2 separate regions of the Homo sapiens genome follow, and region 2 is linked to region 1. A link is a loop called in an ENCODE intact Hi-C map of the cell type or tissue named here. Cell type or tissue: heart right ventricle. All regions are shown on one strand.

Evidence for each region. A loop is a pair of places that touch in the nucleus more often than their neighbours do. Peaks named below come from ENCODE experiments on the same cell type or tissue, not always from the same donor. Only the 100,000 strongest peaks of a DNase experiment are listed, where the experiment ranks them.
Region 2: a loop joins it to region 1, with 5 times the contacts of the local background. A loop is called at or near these places in 2 of 110 quality-filtered maps.

What each region holds. Positions count from the first base shown.
Region 1 is chr9:101,593,976-101,596,475 of GRCh38, reverse strand. All of the region lies in intron 6 of GRIN3A (glutamate ionotropic receptor NMDA type subunit 3A), which reads left to right. It overlaps PPP3R2 (protein phosphatase 3 regulatory subunit B, beta), which reads left to right and starts at 1,507. Exons shown (of 1, transcript NM_147180.4): 1 at 1,507-2,500. The coding sequence starts at 1,555. The coding sequence ends at 2,067. It overlaps LOC105376186 (a long non-coding RNA gene), which reads right to left and starts at 1,502. Exons shown (of 3, transcript XR_001746863.2): 1 at 1,388-1,502; 2 at 968-1,133; 3 at 661-879. In heart right ventricle, no CTCF peak of the experiment used is centred here; no DNase peak of the experiment used is centred here.
Region 2 is chr9:101,653,525-101,656,024 of GRCh38, reverse strand. The region is part of intron 3 of GRIN3A (glutamate ionotropic receptor NMDA type subunit 3A); the gene reads left to right. Among named protein-coding and RNA genes, the nearest start is that of PPP3R2, 60 kb to the right of the region's middle. In heart right ventricle, no CTCF peak of the experiment used is centred here; no DNase peak of the experiment used is centred here.

The DNA of each region.
Region 1 (2,500 bases):
AGGCATCTTGTAATATAATTTAAGGTGGTATCCTTAATATTGCAAATTCAATAGGCTTATATGCAAACTGTACCATGCTCATTTCTCTGAATAACTGAAAAGCAAGCAAATAAATGAAACAAAAAAACATTCCAATATAACAGTCTAATTGGGAAAGGGGGTTTCATTTGTGTAATGCCCATAATCAGCTTTAAAACATATCCATGGATTATCATTTGTTTATAGAGGAAAGTAAAATGGCCAGACTTAATGATAAGGTGATCAGTGGCTTAGTTTTGCTAGTTCCAGCATGGTTATCTTTAGACTGATATTTTGGCTGAACTATAGAACACAGAACTTGCCAACATTTTTTAAAGCGAAGGAGTGTTTGCATCTTTCAGTTTGATGTAGTGGCCTGAGGTTCCCCCAAGTCCCTTTGAACTGTTTGCTCTTGAACCACATTTGTTTCTTATGCATTTGGAGTAATTGATGCGCTCCGAAAGGAAGAAGGAATAAGAGGGAGCATGTGAGATTAGTCTTCAACAGAAAGAACAAATCTAGTTGAAACAAAAGGAGAAAAGTGAGATCATCCAGAGGCGACTGTCACTCTCAACACACACAAAAGGCTTCTTTGGGCACATTGCAGACCTTCCCCCAAGGTATTCTGCAGAATAGCCGCCAGGCACCAACAACAAAGATGTGACTCGGGCATGAGATGATGGATAAGAGGGAACAGAGTAACAGAGGTTGTGTTCTTGAGACCTGTGTCATCTTGAAAAACGCCCTGAATTCAGCATTGTTTATATTCCTCGGGAATATGTTAGTGCCTGTAGGTGATCCATGTAAGAAATTCTGCGCGGTATCTGCCTGGTCTCTTACAAACACTCTGAATCCTACGTCCTGAAAAAGGTACAGAAGGATGTCAATCCCGGCTTCCCCTCCCAGGGAATCGTGGAAAACATACTATATCAATGCCTTGATGTGTCACCTTGTTTCATCCTTACACTAGGTCTGTAAAGCAAGTATACAGTGTCCTTGGTTGCAGTTCAGTCATTCGGCGTATATTTATTAAGCACATATTGCCTGTGAAGCACTGTGCTTCTGGGATACTGCAGCGAATAACACAGGTGCGATCCCTTCTCCTTTGGGGTTTACTTTCTCAGAGAAAAAAAAAAAAGAAATAAGTAGATAAAATAATTGCCAGGGAAATTGGGGTTATCATGGAAAGGTACAAGGAGTTTGAGAGAAGGAAAAAGAGAAGGGGCAGCCCAGCTTTCCACCTCTGCCTCTCCCGGGCACCCCCAGGCTCCATTCTCTCCTCCCTATACTCCTGCCCAGACAGCACCCACCTCCCCTTCCGCCCCCTTTTCCCTCCTTCTTTCCCTCCTCTCTCCGCTCCCTCTCTGACCTGCCGCCCCTCCCTCCGCTCCCCTGCCCTTTTGCTCGACCAGGGCCCCCGGGAGCCCTCTACCCCCACCCCATGGCCCAACCGTCCGGGCACGAGCCCCGCCCGAGCTCACCGCCCCTGCTCCCCTCTCCGACCCTTTGAGCCGTGGCCGTTGCCAGATGTCCACAATGGGAAACGAGGCCAGTTACCCGGCGGAGATGTGCTCCCACTTTGACAATGATGAAATTAAAAGGCTGGGCAGGAGGTTTAAGAAGTTGGACTTGGACAAATCAGGGTCTCTGAGCGTGGAGGAGTTCATGTCCCTGCCGGAGCTGCGCCACAACCCGTTGGTGCGGCGAGTGATCGACGTCTTCGACACCGACGGTGATGGAGAAGTGGACTTCAAGGAATTCATCCTGGGGACCTCCCAGTTCAGCGTCAAGGGCGACGAGGAGCAGAAGTTGAGGTTTGCGTTCAGCATTTACGACATGGATAAAGATGGCTACATTTCCAACGGGGAGCTCTTCCAGGTGCTGAAGATGATGGTGGGCAACAACCTGACGGACTGGCAGCTCCAGCAGCTGGTCGACAAAACCATCATCATCCTGGACAAGGATGGCGATGGGAAGATATCCTTTGAGGAATTCAGTGCTGTGGTCAGAGACCTGGAGATCCACAAGAAGCTGGTCCTCATCGTATGAGCCTTTTTCTTACAAGCACCACCCAACAACTTCTGCTTTCTTCCCTATCTCTTTCAAGATTTGCTCAAGACGTCCAACTGTCTCTCTGACTTATCTGGAAGTATTTCTTTTTGTGAAGCCATATGTCCTAACAGGAGCTTCATCACCAACTCAGTGCTATTAATTCTCCTTCTCTGAATGACTCAGGGTACCCTATAGGGGGAAGAGCAAGTCAAATGAGCATAGTGGGGAAAGAAAAGGAAATGGCTTTTATAAACATCTTTTACTTTGTTTTGATTCAAAGACCAAACTAGAACTTTAAAAGTTCAAAAATAAGAAAGTATACATTTTTGCTGTTATTTCTCATCATTTTGTATATGGGAGGAAATTTATAATTTGCATGGGTGTTAGGTGAACTGTTTTCATTTGCTTGTGTTCAGATATCTTGCCAGAT
Region 2 (2,500 bases), 60 kb before region 1:
ATCACTCTTCCCAGCTTCTCTGAAGAAATGAAAGGTGCTGCCCCTGTATTCACATAATTTTATCATCTGCACACTTTTACACAGGCCTCTCATCTGCAATTGAATGCTGTTAAGTGGAAAAAGTATTACATACTGAAAATACAAGTCTTTTATCCTAATCCCATTATTTTCTTTTCATTTTTACAACCTTTTAGAAAATGACTATTTTGCTTCACTAATATGACAAATAATTATGACACACATCATTTGTAAAGTCCTTCATTGCCTCCCAAACACTTTCACTTCATCACCTCAATTGATTCCCTACATCTTTGTGAAGCAGAAAATGCATCTGCTGTTGGAGGAGACTGAGGCTCAGAGGAGTTAAGTGATTTTTCCAAGGATCAAGCTGCTACTTAAACCCAAGTTTTAATTTCAGATCCATCATAATTTTTGGGACAATGTGCTGCCTCATATTAAACTATATTCAAAAACATATTAAGCATACAATGATAAGAATGCTTACAGCTCTCAAAGCTTTGCTCAGCATTTTGAGAGTGTAGTTTGAGAAGAACAATTATCAGAAAAAGAAATTCATAATATGCTCACTTAATTACTGTTCAATGCACATCTAGTACTTGTGAATTACCATAAGTTTTTAGATGGTTTAACTTTCAAGGAGCTGAATATCTTGCAGGTCAAATATGAAATCAAGTAGTCAGTCTACTGAGAGCCAAACTGAAGTCCAAAATTGCAGAATATATTTTGCTTTAGGTCATGTACCAAATGACTAATAGGCAGCGAAGGTTTTCAGGATTATAATTTTAGCCCAAGGCTCTGGTAACTACATGAAATCTTTGAGTGGTTTATGATATCTTAAGCTGAAATTATAGCTCCCCATGGGCAAAAGTTGTTGAAATGCTTTCAGCCATTGAGTACTGTAATTAACCTGTCCTCTATAGCAATTATAGGAAAAACTATATTGAATGCCTAGTCATATTGACTAATGACTTTAAGTATACAAATTACTTTTTAAATGAGAATGGCAGGAAGGAAATTCATTCACCCATCAATTCCATAAATATATATGTCACCATATGTATTTTGTCTGTTTGCCATTAAGATAAAGGCTAGGAATACAATAGCAGACAAGTCAGATCCCTACCCGCCATTTCCAAAATCTTACACTTTAGCAAGATAATTAGACCTTAAATGACCATACCCATGAGATGAGTGTTACGATGAAGAATGGAATATTATCCCAAATATATTAACAGAAACCTGGCAAACTGGGCTTGATGTGAGGAACACAGTCAGAGAAAGCCTCCTTGAGGAAGAAAACATGAATTCTGAATGATGAATTAAAATTATGGAGGAAAAGAGGAGAGGAAACCTCTCTTAATAGGCAGATAAAGTAAATGAGGAAAAAAAAAGAGACCTTGAAGGGAGTACACAGGGAATCAGTCTCCCTCTGAATGATAGGAAGAGCTGTGTGGATATATGAGAGGAAAAAGTGGGAAACGATCAGAAAATAATTTGTATAAAATAACATAGACTAGACATCAACAAGAAATATGTATGTAAATTTCACATTATGTTACACATATATATGATATGCATATGTTATATACGGTATATAACATAGAGTATTTGTATATCATACATGTATATATTATGTATAATATATAATGGAAAATATAAAGCATGTATAATATAGTACTTATGTATATTTGATATGTGTGTGCATAGGTATATATATATGTGCATGTGTATGTACCAGAGCAGAATTTGTAATGATAAAACATAAAGCCATTTTCTATAAAATGCCTCCTCTTCAGTCACAAGAAAAAAAAACTTAAGATTCAAAGACTGTAAGATAATATTCAAAAGGTAACTAATTAAGATGACAAAATCAGATAAGATAATAAAACACTGTATTGAATGAAAAAATAGGTACGCAATTTTAAAAGAGACCAAGAGGATTCAATGTGAAATATTTACCTGCTAAAGATGTAATTCATTTTGGAGAATACAAAGATTGCCACCAAATGGAAAAGCCCAGAAAGAGCTCCTAACCACACAAGTCAGCTCTAAATATTTCAATATTACTTCAAACAATTAAATTATATTATTATTTTCAGCGATAATACAATTTTCATTTGTATTACACTTGACAATATTTTTTCAGCTTAGTGATGAGGTACACATACAATAGAGTTTTAGCATAGTTAAATATAAATTATCAATCATACATATAAAATGGAAAATAGATACAAGAAAGATTATGTTTCAGAATATCAAATTGTATCAATAATAAGTGGAAGGTGAAAACAAAGTAGAGACACAAACCAAGAGAACAAAATACTTAAATATGTGCCTAAAGTTCTAAATAGCAGTTCTCAGATACAGGAAAAAATGGTTTTTGGTTTTAGGGTGAGTATTAATCATTCCACTCCCTAAAAGTTGGTTTTACTAGGAAAGCAACATTATTTTAAAAAGTATTTTATCTGTCACAGGACAG